Linked DNA regions of Homo sapiens: regions 1, 2 and 4 are each linked to region 3. A link is an interaction called in ENCODE POLR2A ChIA-PET data of the cell type or tissue named here. Cell type or tissue: MCF 10A. All regions are shown on one strand. Region 1 overlaps MYO16 (myosin XVI). Region 2 has its middle 35 kb from the start of LINC00399. Region 3 overlaps IRS2 (insulin receptor substrate 2). Region 4 overlaps LINC03082 (long intergenic non-protein coding RNA 3082).

Region 1 (5,000 bases), 870 kb after region 3:
TAACAAAGCAACCGCAGTTCTCAGTCACTTCGTCTGCAACACGGGGAAATCAATTATAATCTTCCACAATTATCATGAGTAGACAAAGAGAAAATCTATGAGAAGTGCTCAATGACAGCTGTTATTAGCTTCAGAAGTATCACAAGGGTGACAACAAAACCAACACAGCAGCCAAAACAATGTGTCATCACATAATAAATTTGACCATTTAAAAGTAATGTAGAAGTCTGAATTTTTGAGATATATTCAGACCACAAATATAGGGCCTCTGGCCAAAATTCTCTTATGCTAACTATTTAATGACATTGTGGCTTAGGCAGATCATGCTGCTGTCTTAACCTCATACAATATTTTTTGAAAACATCCATACGAATCAAAGTCATGTGGAAATACATTGCAATATTCATCTATAGGCTTCATGCAATAGATCTACACTATTGATGGTCCTGTATGAGTAGCTGGAAATCAAGGTGATAAGTTTGGCCAGAGTTACTAATAGAGAGTGCTGAATAACTGGTACCCAGACTTACTGACACTTGCATTCTGACCTTCACCTGCCGGGCTGGGAGTCTTTCAGGTAGTTGGAGTGCCATGCAGGGGAAAGCACAGGGCCTCATGTTGCTCCTTGCTCATTAGTGCTCAGCTCTCCCTTCCCCTTCCTCCTGTTAAATAGCTCCCATCCCTACGCAGGAGCCAAATGTATTTCTTCCTTCTGTCCTTAACTTAGGGGCCCGGGATGGGCCTAAGACCTGGGCTGAGCCACCAAGATGGCCTTTTGGCAGAGAGACGAGTTGCTCTTAAGTTAGGGGGCCTAGGGCAGCACGTGGTCACGTTCTCTTCTGTGTTAGAAAACACATACAAAGTAAAACTGATGTGTGTGTGTGCGTGCGTGCATGTGCCATGTGCATGAGTGTGACAGAGAGAAGCCGCATTTGAGTTTCTGCATCTCACATTCGAGTTTCTGCATCTCACATTCCTGGGGCAAACATAACCTCCGCTCTCTTCAGCTACGCCCTCATCTCAACACTCCCCCTTTTTCTTTTTTCTTTAAATGTGTTAGAGTTGGGAATCTAACACTACCAATCAAGAAGTTCCAATGAACAGAAATTTGAAACCAAACGTACCTTAGTTTGAAATCCACCTCTGTCATTTACCAAATATTCCAGCTAAATATCCTTGAACAAGTGACATATCTGGCTTCTGATTTATTATATATAACATCAAGAACAGAAGGCAGGACGGAAGCCACTGACCCAATTCCTCTCATTCTCATTTCAAAGTGAAATGTCCTTGCTAACTTACACAGGTAGTCTAACACTCATATAATGGCTACACTGTCCACCTAGGGTAACAAAAGCTCTGTTAGTTCTAAAATTTTTATGATCTTCTAGATTAAAATAAAGACCTAGCGTAGTTTGTTTTTATAGTCATTAGAGGTGGCAATCCCTAGAACGTCGTAAGTTAGTTTTGCTTCAGCAATGCAAAATAAAGACAGACATGCAGACTTTGACTTTGTGCTTTCTCTTTCATTTGCCTTAAAATCTCAGTGACACGAGGAGATAAAGACAGTATTGCCATTTTGTAGGCAGCATTGTTGTGGAGACAATTTAGGCATAAATTCAGCAGGGCCTGGATTCAGATCTTGGCTACTGGGTGACATCTCACTATACAATACAGACACAGCCTTGCACCCTCTGCTTAGCTGCGGGTGAGGATTCAGTGAGTGAACAAACACTTCAGAGAGTGCCTGGCACATGGGAAGTGCCCCATGAACTGTGCTGATCATGACTGTGACTGTCACTTAGGTTATTAATAATGGAGTCTGTGAGAATCTGGTGAAAGCACCTCCTGTCTTGAACTTTTGTCTTGGGAGCACCTTCAAGCTACTTACTAAGTAAACAGCTTATTATAGCACATAATTATGAAGACTCACCTCCAAATAGTATTTAAGTTTTCCCTTACCTCTTTTTAAACATTATGTGACACTCTCAGATTAGGTTCCCTGTTCATAATAAGCCCTTAGCAGAAACCAAACCTTCACGGGAGCTGCTTGCCGTGGCTTCCCCGTGACAGGTACGGCTCCCAGCAGGATCACAAGTTCAAGCGCGCGGTGACTCAGCTTTTCCTTTCATGGCCACATGGGTTAGAAACAGGTCACATGCTCTGAGTCAAACACTGCTTGTTTTCAACTTAGCATTCAAAATTTGACCTTTACTCACAAATGTTATCCTGCAGCACCACAATCATTTCCACCATTAATCAATACAAAAAGAGATTCAGAATAACTTTTTGGATTTAGGAACCTAGCTTTTCTGGGACTAAACCCATCTAAGCTATTTAAAGTATGCTGAAGATAAACAATGAATGACTATTTCTGGCTTTCATTAAATCTCAATTCCCAAAAGCAGAAATTACATTCGTTCCCCAAATGTAACGTTTGTATAATATACAAAGGGTAAGAAAAATTGAAATAGCCCTTGTAAAACAAACAGCTGCTGGTGAGGGGGTTAGGGGGAAGCAGTCAATATAGGAAGAACCGTAAGTGAAAAAGAAACTTTTGGTAACAAGCATTTGTGTTTGTGTTTCTTCATTTTTCTGTTTTTATTTTAATTTCTTGGTTTGGATTTTTGTTTTGTTTTGTTTTTCTCGTCTGACTTTATGGAGAGCTCGCCATCTTGTGGAATTCCAGATCCGTGCAGTCTTACTGCCACAGCTCAAAATATAGAAACCTACAGACTTTTTTTCTTGTTGTTTTAATAATCTGTGGAGGAAGATGCTTATGCAAAGTGTTATAAATACTGTTTTCATGCAGCTAAGCCTTAGGAGGTGATGTCTATATCTGTATCACTTATATTCTAAAGTTAGGCACACGTCCTATCTGCTGTTTCTAGATATCATTCCTATGTTACAAACAGGAAAGTAGTTTTACATTCATTTTATGCTGAAATAAACCTCCATAAATTTTCATGTGATACTTTCAACATTTTTAGTTCTAAAAACAGAGTCAAAGCTAAACAGCACTTTTGTAGCTTTAATGATAAAACCAAATTACAGGTCGGGCGCAGTGGTTCATGCTTGTGATCCCAGCACTTTGGGAGGCTGAAGCAGGTGGATCACTTGAGGTCAGGAGTTCAAGACCAGCCTGGCCAACATGGTGAAACCCCGTCCCTACTAAAAATACAAAAATCAGCCAGATGGGGTGTCATGTACCTGTAATCCCAGCTATTCAGGAGGCCGATACAGGAGAATCGCTTGAGCCAGGGAGGCAGAGGTTGCAGTGAGCCAAGATAGCACCACTGCACTCCAGCCTGGGCGACAGAGCAAATAAAAGAAAAAAAAGGGAATTACAGCAATGTTTTCTTCTCTCTGGAGGTCTAATCACATAAGATACGATAAGTATTGAATATGCCTTTAGCTCACAGTTACTGATGCATGTATATTTTATTTTGATTCATGTATCTAGTGAGTTGCTATGAAGGAAGAAGAGAGAGAATGAATTTGAAGGAAGAAGGCTTGTAAGTTTTGTAGTGTTTGCTTTAGGACTTAGTGTACTTCATCCAAATTCCACTAAAAGCTACACTGTGGGATAAGTGAGTGAGCAAAGAGATGCTGTGTTCATGTGGTCACATGTAGGCTGGTTTATTCTACATCATAGGAATAGCAATATTATTTTGAAAAACATCAGACAAGAAGATGTGACAATAATAATGCCATTCTTAATAATAGTAGATATACTACATATAATATAGTAAATATAATACATATATTAACAATAGTAGATACAGTAATTATTAACAATAGTAGATATAATTATCTACTTAATAATAGTAGATATACTACATATAATATAGTATATATAATACATATATTAACAATAGTAAATACACTAATTATTAACAATAGTAGATATAATTATCTACTTAATAATAGTAGATATACTACATATATGTAGAATCAGGCAGCCCCCAGAATCACAGCAGATTCAGAGAGACTCCAGGGATGCCTCGTGGTCAGAACAAATTTATAGACAAAAAAAGGGAAGTGCCATAAAGAAATCGGCAGTGAGGTATAGAAACAGCTGGATTGGTTACAGGTTGGTGTTTGCTCTATTTGAACAACTGAACACTCAGCAGTCTATCAGTGGTTGAAGTATGGCCGCTGGGATTGGCCAAGACTCAGCTATTGTTACAGGCACATACACCTAAGTTGGGTTTTCAGTCTTGTCTGCCTATTAAGCTAGGTTATAGTTCGTCCACAAGGACTCAAATACAGAAGCACGGAGTCCTCCTCCAGCCATATTTAGTTTGCTTTAACATATGGTATTGAGCATTTTACAAATAGCAATATCCTTTACCTATGGGTACCAATTTTAAGGAAGGGATTCAGAAGACCATCAGTTTGTGAAAGGTTAGAAAGCTCGCAAATTCAGGTTTACATTTCTAATTGTGAACAAGCCAAACAGTTTCCAAAACTATGGAACTTAATACTCATAATTACCAAATAAAGATTAGATACCAACCTAAATTTAAACATTAAACAAATATGAACTTCTCAAACCCAACCGACATTGCAAAAGTGAGAAGATCCACCAACATTATAAATGTGAGAAGACCTGTATAACATAAACAACAAAAAATACTGTATACATACTATGTTATAACTTGAAAAACAGCTTGCTTTACCGTTAAAGTTTTCCTGTGAAATTGTCATTGTACAAATGCTCCAACTGATGTATTCATGAATCTGGAGGGTGGTGGGTGGTGAATATTTTCATGGAAAATGTTGTTTTGCACCCATTAGATACTTATGATACATTTCAATAAAATAACTGCTTTGTCCAAGAGAACTGAATTATTCACGATCTTCCTAAGTTCTTTCCTGTTGGAACTCCTCATAAAGTCACCCCTGACTGTTTGACTTTCTAAATAGCCTAAGTGACTCCAAACTCTTTTTTGCAAAGAGAAATGAATGTCAGAATTGAAGCTCAATACAGAAATCCT
Region 2 (5,000 bases), 340 kb after region 3:
CCCCACAGTAATCCATATTCAACGTAGAAAGGAGAAGAGATGCAATAGATGCATTGTACGAAGGAGAAACAGATGTTAGAACATTTACTTTACTTTTTCATTAAGTTATGTGTTCAAACACAGGTTAGAAGTCACACGTGCAGTACCAATTCTCATGGCATGAGAGCTAGGATAGGTCAAGTCTTTATCTCCAGGCACCTCTGCGTAGCTTAGTTTCCCTTGGATAAACTGAGTGGAAGAAGAGCTGAACTGTGTGTGTGAGTCTATGAGAGTGCTGTGGTGTGGAGGGATCTTCCCCACAGTTACGAAACCAGAGGAAGGACTCTTTCATATGATCATTTTTTAAAGCATTCTTCTGTGAAGAAATGAAGGGGCACATCTTTCAAAATCACCAGAGTACAAAATACCAAACAGCAGAAAAATGAAAGTTATCCAACAGGCAAGCCACTATTGTCAAAAAGTAAAATAGTAATAATAATAATAACAATAATAAAAGGTCAAAAAAGATCAATTAGCATGGATCTCACAAATGAACCCAAATTCTAATTACATTTAAGAATTTAACATATAATAGGTCAAAATTCTTGAAAAATTAAAGTAGGTATGGTGCTGCCATTCAGAGGTGCGTGGCTGCTTTATTTAATCAAGTTATCAAATGAAAGTGAAGAACTATGGAACACAGAGGTGATGGAAGCCCTGGTGGTCAGCCAAGCAAGGAGACCTTCCCATGTGCTCTTGGGCATGAAGTCCAGCTCCCTCCCACATGGTCCAAGCAGCCTGATTTCCCACAGCCACGTCTGCTTGCTGGGCTGAATAAGTTAGACAGGGAGGATGTGTATGCAAGGCCAGAACAAAAGTAAAAGATAGTAGTGTTTCTTATGTTGTCTCTTCTATACTTTCATTGGTAGCTTATCTCTCTCTCCCCCACCTCTCAATAGGTAAACATGCACACACATGCATATGTGTGTATGTATGTATATAGGTATGCACACAGATTTATAGTAATGTAGTATCTATACTATATATAAATATTGTATACCTGGGCTTTTCAGTTACAAAATATTTTCACATGCTTAAAAACTATATTTCTGCAGATACTTGATTGGGAAAATAATTCAGATCCTAGTTTATTTGCTATTTATAATTTGCCTGCTAATAAGAGCAAAAAACACACGAGCATGTTACACAGCATAAAATACTTTGCAGTAAGTCTGAAAATAATAAGACGGAATGAAAGGAAGAGGAAAATTTGTATCAGATAAACAGGACTGGGGATGTGAAAAGGACTGAGTACAAAATTTAATTGCCAAGTATTCTAAGGTTTTAAAATTCTCAGTGCCTAATGAAAGGAAATCATAGGAAATAATTGGTTTTGATTTCCAGACAGAGAACTGAGACACAGGATGATTAAGAGATATTTTAAGATCACATGACCAGAAGGTATGTGACTCAACTCAAATGTGGGTCTCCAGATTGCTAAATTTGTGCCTTTTCCACCATAGCTCGGTAAGACAGTACTCAATGCTAAACAACTAACTACTAGTTTAGATGAGTCTAGTCCACTAAAAAGAGCAACCAGCTCAGTTTAGCACAATCATTCCAGTAAATTAGAATACCTTCTAGCTCAAAGACAATCTTTATACAATCAAGTCGGCCAGAGTAATTGGTATTGATTATAACAGTGGCCAAAATAGTGATTGGGTTGGCACAGCCACATTCTGATACGGGATTGATGAATAAACAAAGACAATATGTCTACACTGAGGAACATTTAAATGTTGTTTAATGTCAAGAAATGCTTCACCTCTCAGCTTTGCAGATGACCAGGCATCTACTGAAACATTCATTAGCAGGAAAGGCCAGCAAACTACACCCACCTGCCTAGTAAACAGATGATTGTCTCCCAAGAGCGCCACTAAATATGGTTAGCACAGGATAGATGCACTGGCGTACCCATGCATAGAGAACACCTCTATTGTGGCATGCAAGTCCATTTTGCTGAGATTGTTAAACTATGAGTGATAGGCACCTGCCGGTGCCAAAAACATCAGGATGCCACTTGGGCATGGCCTGACATGCTTTGGCTTGGAAAACCAAAGCACAGGAGACTTAACTCATTTGCCCAACGGCCAAAAACATTTTTTCTGAGATGAACAACACAAAGGTAGGCTTCAGGCTCATTCTCCTCTACTCCAGTCACTGCATAAACCACACACTCTCTCCATAGCTCGTGACAGCTTTCCATCAGGGATGATTTATCACTGACAACACTCATTCTCCAGTTGTCAAAGTACTTCCCAAAGCTTGTAACAGACAACCAACTTCCTATTCGTACTCGTAACTCAACTATCTTTCTGTGTCTCTCCATATCTTTCAGTTAACTCTAGCTGCACTCCTCCCAGAGGAACTGACTTAAACTGATGGGGGAGAGAACCATTTTTTACCTTAAAGTACGTGTTTATTCCCAGCTCACTAGAAGTCAATTCTTATTTGGTTTATTATTTTGTTTAGCACAGACTGGAAGGAGTCCTTGCATGTATGAAACCAATTTCTCCTGGACGTGGAAACCATCCTTTTTAAGTGGCGGCTAGCATAAAGAGTTTCAGCCGCCATCATTATTCTGACTGGGAGTTCAGTTTGTTTTAAAATATACTTCTTTTCATCTTTTCGGAATTTCACGATTTTTATAATCTACAGGAATACTTTGACTCATTCATTGTGCCCTTTTTTATTGATGTTATTTATAATACGGAAAGTCAAATTCTATTCCTCTTTTATCTTAAAAATAATTCATATTTATTTTTTCAGTATATATAAAATACTGAAAAATGTTTATTTTAATACATGAAGGGTTTACTTCAATATGCTATTTATATTTTAAAATAGTAATAGTTTATTTAATCTTGTGTTAACTTTATTAAAAAATAAACTCCATGTCCCTGCAAAGGACATGAATTCATCCTTTTTTATGTCTGCATTCTATTCCATGGTGTATATGTGCCACATTTTCTTTATCCAGACTATCATTGATGGGCATTTGGGTTGGCGCCAAGTCTTTGCTATTGTGAATAGTGCTGCAATAAACATATGTGTGCAAATGTCTTTATAGTATAATGGTTTATAATCCTTTGGGTATATATCCAGTAATGGGATAGCTGGGTCAAATGGTATTTCTGGTTCTAGATCCTTGAGGAATCGCCACACTGTCTTCCACAATGGTTGAACTAATTTATACTCCCACCAACAATGTAAAAGCATTCCTATTTCTTTACATCTCCAGAATCTATTGTTTCCTGACTTTTTAATGATCACCATTGTAACTGGCATGAGATGGTATCTCACTGTGGTTTTGATTTGCATTTCTGTAATGACCAGTGATGATGAGCTTTTTTTCATATGTTTGTTGGCACATAAGTGTCTTCTTTTGAGAAGTGTCTGTTCATATTGTTCGCCTACTTTCTGATGGGGTTGCTTTTTTTTTTTCTTGTAAATTTGTTTAAGTTCCTTGTAGATGCTGGATATTAGCCCTTTGTCAGATGGATAGATTGCAAACATTTTCTCCATGGATGAAGCTGGAAACCATCATTCCCAGCAAACTAACACAGAAACAGAAAACCAAACACCACATGTTCTCACTCATAAGTGGAAGTTGAACAACGAGAATACATGGACACAGAGAGCAGAACATCACACAATGGGGCCTGTCAGGGGGTGGGGGGCTAGGGGAGGGATAACATTAGGAGAAATACCTAATGTAGATGACGGGTTGATGGGTGCAACAAACCACCATGGCACATGTATACCTATGTAACAAGCCTGCATGTTCTGCACATGTATTCCAGAACTTAAAGTATAATAATAAAAAAATTCTATTGTTAAAGTATTTATACCTATTTACCCAATAGTTCCTTCTCTCTCTTTCTCTCTCAATATGCCTTTACTTCTCTCTCCTAATCTGTCTCTCTCAATCCCTCTCTTCCTGTCTCTTCCAATCTCTCTCTGCCTGTCTTTCCCTCTCTCTTCCTGCCTCAGTCTCTCTCTCTTTCTCTCTCAATACATCTTTGTCTCTCTTAATGTATCCTCAATCTTTCTATCTCTTTCGGTATTTCTCTCTCTGTATTTCTCTCTCCTCTCTCTGTCTCCCTGTTCTCTATTTCCAGAGCAATATTGAGTTTCCAGCACAGAGAAGCACGTTTGCAAGTTCTCTCTTGTCAGGTCTAGAGGTTGTAGTTGTGGGCATTGTTCCTGGAAGTTTTGGCTCCAAGCTTCATCTTAAAGCTATTTCAGTGATTCTGAAAACTCCGTAATACTATTTTAATAAATGTATTTATTTTGCAGAAGTCAGCCAGAATCAGCATCTATTGCTTGCCAATAAGGACTCTAACCAGTAATTCCTTCTTTAGGGAAGAGGTTTCTAAACTCTCTGACCCTTAGTGCCTCAGCTGTTTTTTTTTCCTCTAGCATGCCCAGGCCAAAACAACTACCTAACAGTATATGTTTATTAAATACTTATTTATACTTAATACTTGATGTAGTTTGACTGTGTATCACTCAAATCTCATCTTGAATTGTAGCCCCCATAATTCCCATGTGTTGTGGGAGGGACCTGGTGGGAGGTAATTGAATTGTGGGGATGGGTCTTTCCTGTTCTGTTCTCATGATAGTGAATAAGTCTCACAAGATCTGATGGTTTTATAAAGGAAAGTTCCCCTACACATGCCCTCTTGCCTGCTGCCAGATAAGATGTGCCTTTGCTCTTCCTTTGTCTTTTGACATGATTGTGAGACCTCACCAGTCATGTGGAGCTGTGAGTCCATTAAAACGCTTTCCTTTATAAATTACCCAGTCTTGGGTATGTCTTTATTAGCAGCATGAGAACGGACTAATACAGTAAATTGCTACCAGATGGTGGGATACTGCTATAAAGATACCTGAAAATGTGGAAGCAACTTTGAAACTGGGTAACAGACAGTGGTTGGAACAGTTTGGAGGGCTCAGAA
Region 3 (5,000 bases):
TCGCCCGTGCGGCCTAGCGGCGGCCGCCCGGAGGGCTTCTTGGGCCAGCGCGGCCGGGCGGTGAGGCCCACGCGCCTGTCCCTGGAGGGGCTGCCCAGCCTGCCCAGCATGCACGAGTACCCACTGCCACCGGAGCCCAAGAGCCCCGGCGAGTACATCAACATCGACTTTGGCGAGCCCGGGGCCCGCCTGTCGCCGCCCGCGCCTCCCCTGCTGGCGTCGGCGGCCTCGTCCTCCTCGCTCTTGTCCGCCAGCAGCCCGGCCTCGTCGCTGGGCTCAGGCACCCCGGGCACCAGCAGCGACAGCCGGCAGCGGTCTCCGCTCTCCGACTACATGAACCTCGACTTCAGCTCCCCCAAGTCTCCTAAGCCGGGCGCCCCGAGCGGCCACCCCGTGGGCTCCTTGGACGGCCTCCTGTCCCCCGAGGCCTCCTCCCCGTATCCGCCGTTGCCCCCGCGTCCGTCCGCGTCCCCGTCGTCGTCTCTGCAGCCGCCGCCACCGCCGCCGGCCCCGGGGGAGCTGTACCGCCTGCCCCCCGCCTCGGCCGTTGCCACCGCCCAGGGCCCGGGCGCCGCCTCATCGTTGTCCTCGGACACCGGGGACAATGGTGACTACACCGAGATGGCTTTTGGTGTGGCCGCCACCCCGCCGCAACCTATCGCGGCCCCCCCGAAGCCAGAAGCTGCCCGCGTGGCCAGCCCGACGTCGGGCGTGAAGAGGCTGAGCCTCATGGAGCAGGTGTCGGGAGTCGAGGCCTTCCTGCAGGCCAGCCAGCCCCCGGACCCCCACCGCGGCGCCAAGGTCATCCGCGCAGACCCGCAGGGGGGCCGCCGCCGCCACAGTTCCGAGACCTTCTCCTCCACCACGACGGTCACCCCCGTGTCCCCGTCCTTCGCCCACAACCCCAAGCGCCACAACTCGGCCTCCGTGGAAAATGTCTCTCTCAGGAAAAGCAGCGAGGGCGGCGTGGGTGTCGGCCCTGGAGGGGGCGACGAGCCGCCCACCTCCCCACGACAGTTGCAGCCGGCGCCCCCTTTGGCACCGCAGGGCCGGCCGTGGACCCCGGGTCAGCCCGGGGGCTTGGTCGGTTGTCCTGGGAGCGGTGGATCGCCCATGCGCAGAGAGACCTCTGCCGGCTTCCAGAATGGTCTCAACTACATCGCCATCGACGTGAGGGAGGAGCCCGGGCTGCCACCCCAGCCGCAGCCGCCGCCGCCGCCGCTTCCTCAGCCGGGAGACAAGAGCTCCTGGGGCCGGACCCGAAGCCTCGGGGGTCTCATCAGCGCTGTGGGCGTCGGCAGCACCGGCGGCGGGTGCGGGGGGCCGGGTCCCGGTGCCCTGCCCCCTGCCAACACCTACGCCAGCATTGACTTCTTGTCCCACCACTTGAAGGAGGCCACCATCGTGAAAGGTGAGGAGGCCCTTTGCCTTGGCGTCTGGCGGGAAGGAGGGGCGGGGCGCTGAGGGAGCCTCTTGGGTTTCACTGCTCCCACTTTTTGGGGACCTTGACCCAGAAGCCGACAGCCTGGCACTGGCTCCTTGTTTTGTTTTTCTGCGGGCTGCCCTGTTCTCTTCCTTCAGAGAACTTGCCAGGAACATTCGTCTTGGAGTTGAATGTGACGTTTTCCGCGTGGGAGGGAGACTGATTTTTTGAGGCCCCACCCATTCACCCATTCTGTGCGTCCCACAGCCCCCTGTCCCTTAACACAGTGGAAGTTCTCCCAGACCGGCCACACTAGAGGCCGCGGGGCACCCGACTGTCTTCATCCGGCTGCGTGGGTCCGTCCTTCTGGAAGGACCTCGGGTCCGGACCGCTGCCCTCAGCCGCAGCTTTCACCTTTCCCTGTGTTCCTGGAGCTGGGCTCCGCCTGATTCTTGGTGAGCTTGAAGGTTCAGACCTGAAAGTCATTTAAGAAATGAGCATCCATTTTGATGGCTGCTAATAGCGACAGTTAACCATTTCCGTTTTACACACAAACTGTGGGAGCTTTTCCATCAGAGGCATTGTTTTTCTCGGAAGGGGTGAAACGGTAAGGCTGCACACAGCCTAATGCAGTGGTGTTCAACTTGAGCATATGTGGGAGTTACCTGGAGGCTTTGCTGAAACATGGATCTCTGGCCTGTGTTAACCCCGCAGTTTCCGATGCTGTAGCTTTGGGGCGCGGCCCAGGCTGTGCATTTCTAGTGAGTCTCCGCATAATGCCGATGCTGCTGGCCGGGGGACCACCCTGTGAGGACCCTGCCCCAGGTGAGACTCACCTGGGGAGGATTGAAAAATTACCTGTTGGGCCTCACCCCAGACCCGTTGAAGTGAAACATGAGATGGCTAGGAGGCAGGGACGGACATTTTTCAGAGTTGTCCAGGTGATTTGAATGTGCAGCCAGGATTTACAATCAGTGCTTTGGAGAAAACAAGGGAAAGACAAAAAACACAGGTCTTCTCAAGAACAATTGGATAGGAGGGTGCCTGGTATTGTTCTTCCCGTTCTGATCAAATATCCATGAGGAGAGAGAGCTGATGCAGAATGCAGCTGGTGGTGCATTCTGGCTGTCTAAACTTTGAATGGTGTTTGGGGTCGGGGAGATGAGAGGGAAAGGTGAATGCTCAATTCGGGAGACTTTATTTAATTTTGTAGCTGTTTTCTTTGTAGGGTTCCTAGCAGGATAGAGGCTTTGTGGGAACAGTGAAACATATAGTAAAATTTGGATGCTGGATTAGATGTGAGCCTAAGGTGTAAACAGTCTTCAAGGGTCATGAGATGAGGATCAAGGTGGGCTGGAGATTCACAGCCTTTTGTTCTTAAATAGACCAGTTTAGTGCTATCTAAATCCAGCATCTGTTTTATAGTATACTTAGGACTGTCGGTCCATGGGATTTAAAATTATAGCTGTGGGGTGAACTCCCTGTTATTCTAGTGTAATAGAGAAAAGCTATTTCCTTTATTAAAACCGTATACTAGAAGATGAAGAGTCACAGAGAATTATCAGGAGTGTGGTGCTTCAGCATCCAATTAAATCATTGGAAGTCGCCAGAATGTATCCTGTGAACAGTGATTCTCAGCTGAAGGTCACTTTGGTTGGAGTTACTTATACACTATTGCTAGTGTGTCAGAAAGTTGAAGGATTAGCTGCCTTATAAGACACAGACCATTATAAACACAGCAGCAGCAGCAGCAGTATAATTGAGTGGGGAAAAACACACATATTTATGGTCTGCACAAATGGGTATATGCCAGAGTGAACATGAAAGTAAATTACATCTTACCCGAATCTGATTCTAATCAGAAAACAGCCAAGAACATAACACCTTTTCCTGCTTTCAGTGGAGCTGGTGGGACAAACCTGGACTGGGTGGAGCTGGGGCCCCAGCAGTGGGCTCTGCCATAGCAGGCGCCATAAGCTGGAATTTGTGCCTCCAGGCCTGGAGGGACGCAAGGCGTTTCTGATGAAGCCGATACATTCAGAATTGGGGTCCAAATAGGAAATAATGCCCTTTTCAGGCTAGTGAAAATGTTGAACTCTAAGAGATAAGTTTATTTAGAGACTGGATTGAGCTTTTGTTTAAGATTTCCCACCTGCGTAAAATTCCTTTCAGCCCATAGGATTCTTGATTCTGAAGTCCAGACAGAAGCCTGTGTTCTGTAGCTGCTGAACAAAGATGAGAGATCACTGGGGCTGCTGTTTGTCCGAAGTTTGTGTGGGTATCATGATGAACCCTCTTCTAAGAAGTAAAAGGATCTTTTAAATCAAAATAGACAACTGCAGTCAGTCCACCATGCCCAACGACATTTAAAAAAAAAGAAATATCTGCCCCATTGGGTTTCTAGTAAAGTAAGTTGAACACAGAGAACAGCAGAATAGGAAAGGCTAGTGTCACCTTAGTCCACGTAGCACCAAAGTTGTGGTCCGTTGAGACAGAAAGGAAGCATTTAGGAACTTGGGATAAATACCCACTTTTATTTAACTCATACATGCACTAGAAATTTGTTTGGGATGCTCATAAATACAGAGTTCACAGTAGATCAGTGTCCTTTGAGGAAATGATTTGTAGAAGGCCGACTTGCAAAGCATTTCTTTGAAGATGAAATAGAGAAAGCACTTCCTGGGCGGCCCCCTGCCCTGCCTGGCTCTTAGAAGTGGCCTGTGTTTCCACCCTGAGCTCTTCCTGTTCTGCATGGGAAGACCTCGTTAGTGATGCTGATGCAGAATAATTTTGGGGTTATGTGGGTAATGTTTGGTATTTGCATAAGTGATAGCAGAGAGGTAAGGTTCCAGCCATGTCTGGCACTTGTTTACAATAGAATCGTGAATGGGGGTGGGCTTTCAGTGCAAGAGCCAGTTAAAAAGTATATCTCAGGTACATCTGTTTTTATTAGTCCAGAGCAAACTCAAAATTATGCATCTTATTTGAGGGCAGGTTAAGGTTACTTATCATGTGTTTTTGGTGTGTGTGCATGTGGAAAACTCTAACCAATTTGTTAGGTTTCGTTGTTGTTTGGGAATTGGAAAGACGCTACTGAATTTCCTGTGCTTTAAAACTGATTTTTAAAATTAACTTTATATGTTTTTGTGTTAGGATGGTAGATTGATGAATGCCATAAAATTTGCTGTTTTAGTATTCCTTTTTAGTGATTTTAGGGATTTTATTCTAAAATTGGCGTATATATATGTATGTATGTATAAGACAGATTAGATCAGAATTACTACTGAAAGTATCCATATTTAAATTTTGTTGAATAAAAGGATTATCATTTCTTAAGGGGAAAGAATGATAAGAGATATGTTTCCAAAGGGACAATAAAATCACGATTTATGTTGAAAAGTTTTGCCTTTTGAAGTCGTAAAGCAGAGAATTTTCCTAAATTCAGAAATCCAGTGAGGTGATTGACAAACCACACAAGTTTTCTGTTTGCTGTGGCGGGTGCTAGTTTGCTTTAGTTGGCTGGCTCTGGCCATAATAAGACAATAGCGTGCACTGCTGCTGCCCTATTCGCAGGAGC
Region 4 (5,000 bases), 330 kb before region 3:
GAGCAGAGATGGGAAAGCGCCACGTGGGACACCGTTCTGTCCCGCCACCCAGCCCGCCACGCAGCCCTCCACGCAGCCCGCCACCCAGCCCGCCACGCAGCCCGCCACGCAGCCCGCCACCCAGCCCGCCACCCAGCCCGCCACGCAGCCCGCCACCCTGGCCAGCCTTATCTTCTTAGTCTGTTAATCTTCTGCTGATATTGTTTGTTTGTTTGTTTGTTTGAAATGGAGTTTTGCTCTTGTTGCCCAGGCAGGAGTGCAATGGCGAAATCTCAGCTCACTGCAGCCTCCGCCTCCCAGGTTCAAGTGATTCTCCTGCCTCAGCCTCCCGAGTAGCTGGGATTACAGGCACCCACCACCACACCTGAATAATTTTTTATATTTGTTTTAGTAGAGATGGGGTTTCACTATGTTGGCCAGGCTGGTCTCGAACTCCTGGCTTCGGGTGATCTGCCTGCCTTGGCCTCCCAAAGTGCTGGGATTATAGGCATGAGCCACTGTGCCTAATATTCTGCTAATGTGACCATCCTAGACTCCGTAGTAAGAGATTCTAACTTTGAAAACAGCAGAGTTTGCCTGATTTTATTTGCTATTTTTCAAAGCGTGCTGTTTCATCAGTGCCTATGCAATGATGTCTATTTTCCATTGGGGTCCTGTCAATACCAGGTGAAAGAGGGGCACCTGTCAATACCAGATCTACTTGGCTGCTCTCCAAGAAGATCTGGTATTTACGGTTGCCCCTCTTTCAAGCTCAATCCCTATCTGTTTGGAGTCTAAAACAACCTGCAGACTTTCTTCTTCCCTGTGGGTTTTCCCTTGTTTAGTTTATTTATATCGGAAGACTCCACGAAGGGATCAGAGCGGACAGCTTGGGACTGAAGGGCACGTGGTGTCTGACTGGTTAGACAGTAGGGAAATAAGAGCTCCACAGAGGGAAGGGAATGGAGTAGCTAGCGCTTGGAAAGAGACGGCTGGGGGTTGACTTGGCAGCTTCTGGGAGTGCATGGCAGGCTTATCCCTCCGTGGAGGACAGGCCTGACTCAGCCGCCTGTCTCCATAGGGGGAGGAACAAGGCGGAGGCGTGCATGGCCCGGCTGCAGGACAGCTCAACAGCAGGAGCATCAAGGGCTGCCAGGGCCCTGCAGAAGGCACCGCTCCGCCGCAGAAACTGCCTTTTCCGTATTAGGATCATGATCCTGTAAAGGTGCAGCTGCTGTACCATGCTAATGAGCTCTTAAAATCTGTATTGCAGCACGTAAGTAAAAAGTCTGAACAAACTGTCTTAAAGAAAGAAGACGAAGAAGAATGAACTATCAGTCACTGTTGTGAGCACTCTTTGAGGAGGCAAGGAGAAGTGTGCTTTTAGAATTGACTGCGTTTTAAAGGACACAATGCCATTTTCTTGGAACTGGAGCAAGATAGAAATGTATGAATTTGTTGTCCCAGAGGGTGACGAAACTGTCTCTCAGGCAGAGTTCAAAGACCCCGAGGGACCCAGGAGATTTGTGGGAACGTCAGTTAGTGGGTTTCCTTTTTCATATGAAAAGGCTCCAGCAGTTAACCAGGCGTATTTAGGAGCATGGTGATGTGAATTTCCAAGGCTCCTCGGGGTAGCATTGCAGTTTCAGACCACACAACAAAGTGAAGCTTCCTGAAATTCAAGACATTGTTGGGGACTTATCTCCAGTAAGGATCAGTTTAGGGACACATAAGGGAGACAGGCCACGCCTCTCTCCTGGTGTCCTCTAATACCCTTAGCCAGCAAGCACCTTAGACTACGGGAAGGGGGAAAATGGGGAAGAGGTCCCACTGATGTGGATAGATGGTCCAGTAGGGGTGTTTCTGAAGCCTGTGCCTGGGGTCTTGGCGCTTTCCCCTTCTCTCTGCCGGGGCTAGTCCCTGACTCCTGGCCCCTGCACCCTATATGTCCTTTTTCTTGTCTGAGCCTAGAGACAGAAACCACCCAAGACCAATGTCAACTTGCCATGTCAGCCAGGAGCCTTCCCCTGGGTGGCAGCACACTCCACACAAAGCAGGCAGAGCAGGCCCGCTGCAGCATCCAGGCCCTGCTGGGAGGGATCCCTACTGGAAGTGCACTCACAGCCTGGTCAGCCTCATTCCTGGGCCTCTTGAGGCTCCCATGCATTTGCCAGAGCCCGCCCACACTTGCACTCCTACACTCACTTAGAAACACACACACACACTGCCACAGCCACACACACACTCACATGTACACAACCACATCAACACTCACACACTTATTCACAAACTCACACACACACTCATACATGCACACAGGTGTATACTTGCACATCCACACTCATAAATGCACATCCACAGCCCACACAACCTCATGCACATACACATATACACACATTCACACTCATCTCTACCCACACACATGCACACTTATTCACAAACTTATACATACACACACAGGCCCATACTCACACACACCCAACACAGGCAGTCACACACGCACACACCCTCTCACTCTTGCACGTGCACACACATTCTCACACACACTCCTATACTTATTCACATACACACTCTGTGACACACTCATGCTTGTAGACACTCACATGCACACTCGCCCATACCTAACATGATGTTACACACACTCAATCACAGCATGCTCACAATCAAACCCACACACTGTCACACACTCACACACGTGTGTTCTGTTGCACACTCACACTCTCACACTGGTGCAGTGCCTCCCTTGGGCACCTGCTGTCTTTGGCTCTAAAGCTTACGGAAGTGGCGGCCTTGCCCGAGCCAGGCCTAGTTGCTTGCTAGGGCCTTGTTAATGGCGCCTCAGTGTGGAGAACGGCGGGAAGTACGTTTTGCTTCCCAGGGTGGTTGATCCCGAGACCACAGGTTCCAGCCTGTCTGCCGCCCCAGGGTGCTGACAGGAGCTGCCTCCACTGCCTTGTGTGCCATGTCTATATTAAATTAGGGGTCCCCATGTCCCCAAGGCCCACTCTCCGCTAGGCTGTGCCCCTGACGTTCACAGAGGCAACACCCTCTTTGATGACTTACCAGCGTCCACAGAGTGACTCCAAAGGCCAGAAGTGCCAACAACTCAACTGGGCACTTGGCACCACACTTGGAACCTCCGACTGCCCCAAGCATGTGACCCGGGAGCCTCCTGGATCCATGCTGCTGTGGCAGCTCCCTCCAGAACTTCAGGTCCCATCGCCAAGGGATCCCTGAGAACAGGGCTGACGGAGAAGGTCTGGGCCTAGTCTTAGCAGTGCCACCCTTTTGTGGAGGGACAGTGTTCTGAGCCTCGATATCCTCCTATGGAAAACAAAGGTTTTAGGACTTTGATCTTAGTGCACTCGGGCCACTGCAATGAATTGCCACAACCTCGGGCTTGACACAAGAAGTGTGTTTTTTCACAGTTCTGGAGGCTGAGGGTCCAAAATCATGGGGTCCACAGGCCGTGGTCCCTCTGAAGGCTCCGGAAAGGGTCTCCCCTGCTTCCAGCCTCTAGTGCTGATGCAGTCCTTGGCATTGCTCGGCTTCCAGCCACATCGCTCCCGTCTCTGCCTCTGTGGTCACTTGAGGTCTTCCCTGTGTGTCTCGGTATAAATTTCCTCCTCTTAGGAGGACCTCCATCATTGGATTAAGTCCCCAGGTAAGCCAGCATGACCTCATTTTAACTCGATCACATTCACAAATACCTATTTCCAAATAAGGTCCCATTCACAGGTACGGTTTACAACTTGAACTTGGCTTTCTGGGAGACACAATTCACCCCTAACACTGACCTTCAAGATCGTGACATTTAGAGATGATGTGTAACCAGAGATTATTAATATTACAGTAAATGACATGAAGAAAAGGAATAAAGTGTCAGGCAGCTCTACCCACCAGCCTGAGCACATTTCTGAATCTAACTGGCAGCTCAGTTTGGGGGCAGTTCTCACCCTCATCTGATCTTCTGCTGCTCAGGACTGAGAGTCCTGCTTTAGAATCTGCTCAGCCCTAACATCTCAGGGCCCCACAGAGGCTCGGCCTTCCTTCAGCGAGGCTGAAGGACCTGGGAGGTCTCTGAGATGAGGTATGGGGGAGTGCCACTCTACTTCCTTATTAGGGGCGAGCTGTCTTGGAGCTGGTCTCGGTAAAGAGCTGTCTCTGCTCCTGCCCCCAGCCTGCTCTGCCATGCAGTGCCTCTGGGCAGCTTCCCAGGGCTCAGGTCCAAGCTGCAGCTCCTTGCCTCAGAGCACACACTGCTTTTAGCTTCAAAGTCATGGTCAGCACTCCAGCCCCAGCTCTCTAAGCCTGAAATTCAAAGCAATTCCCAGAGTCAGCGTGGCCTTTTGGAGGTACCCCCTGTTATTCATCGATGGAGCCCCTGTTCCCGTGCAAAGGACAGCCCACGTAATCACAGCTCCATCCTGCGCCAGGCCTCGGGGAATGAAGTTCATCCTCATGTTGGATGGCCGATGTCCTCCATAAACATTCCACAGCTTCGTAAACTCATGACTGTCTTTGAACACAGGCTGTTCCTATCAACCTTCAATCTTCAACTCTTTCCCTTGGGCGACCCCTTCCCAGAAAACCTGGCGTTTCTACACTTTCATCTTTAACGGAGTGTCTTTGATATATGCTGTCACTTCTGTAATATACTTGTGAAACATTTTCTATGACTATTGTCGTAAAAGAGGAGACCAATCCTCAAGCCATATAACAACAGCAAGAAGTCCATTGACCAACATAAACATATGTCTACATAATTAATGCTGTTTCCTCTAAGAAGCTGGCTTGCATGTGAAATGAATGAGAGGTGCTGATAATGAATTGAGAAGTAGTCGCCATACGGCTAATGGTTCCAGGACCTGTCGTTGGCTCTGGAGACAGAGTGCTGAGTTAGGTATCATGGCTCCATCTTCACCTGCTGGCTCTGTGTCCTCATGGGAGTGAGTTAACTCATCCAAGCCTTAGTTTAGGCATCTGTAGAATGGAAATACTAGTAGGCCCCATCTCCTAAA

The links. ChIA-PET counts read pairs that join two places held together with the same protein. Peaks named below come from ENCODE experiments on the same cell type or tissue, not always from the same donor. Only the 100,000 strongest peaks of a DNase experiment are listed, where the experiment ranks them.
Region 1: POLR2A ChIA-PET joins it to region 3 with 26 read pairs; 4 of 35 experiments call an interaction of 5 or more read pairs at or near these places.
Region 2: POLR2A ChIA-PET joins it to region 3 with 12 read pairs; 2 of 35 experiments call an interaction of 5 or more read pairs at or near these places.
Region 4: POLR2A ChIA-PET joins it to region 3 with 21 read pairs; 5 of 35 experiments call an interaction of 5 or more read pairs at or near these places.

What each region holds. Positions count from the first base shown.
Region 1 is chr13:108,912,996-108,917,995 of GRCh38, reverse strand. The region is part of intron 16 of MYO16 (myosin XVI); the gene reads right to left. Among named protein-coding and RNA genes, the nearest start is that of MYO16-AS2, 190 kb to the left of the region's middle. RefSeq lists an enhancer at 2,061-2,190. In MCF 10A, a CTCF peak has its summit at 2,687 (motif pointing left); a DNase peak (open chromatin) is centred at 2,115.
Region 2 is chr13:109,433,505-109,438,504 of GRCh38, reverse strand. No RefSeq gene overlaps it. Among named protein-coding and RNA genes, the nearest start is that of LINC00399, 35 kb to the right of the region's middle. In MCF 10A, no CTCF peak of the experiment used is centred here; a DNase peak (open chromatin) is centred at 2,104.
Region 3 is chr13:109,778,453-109,783,452 of GRCh38, reverse strand. It overlaps IRS2 (insulin receptor substrate 2), which reads left to right. Exons shown (of 2, transcript NM_003749.3): 1 at 1-1,411. Among named protein-coding and RNA genes, the nearest start is that of IRS2, 5.6 kb to the left of the region's middle. RefSeq lists an enhancer at 949-1,515. In MCF 10A, no CTCF peak of the experiment used is centred here; DNase peaks (open chromatin) are centred at 1,572 and 1,982.
Region 4 is chr13:110,106,099-110,111,098 of GRCh38, reverse strand. The region is part of intron 1 of LINC03082 (long intergenic non-protein coding RNA 3082); the gene reads left to right. Among named protein-coding and RNA genes, the nearest start is that of LINC03032, 13 kb to the left of the region's middle. In MCF 10A, a CTCF peak has its summit at 2,023; DNase peaks (open chromatin) are centred at 1,048 and 2,028.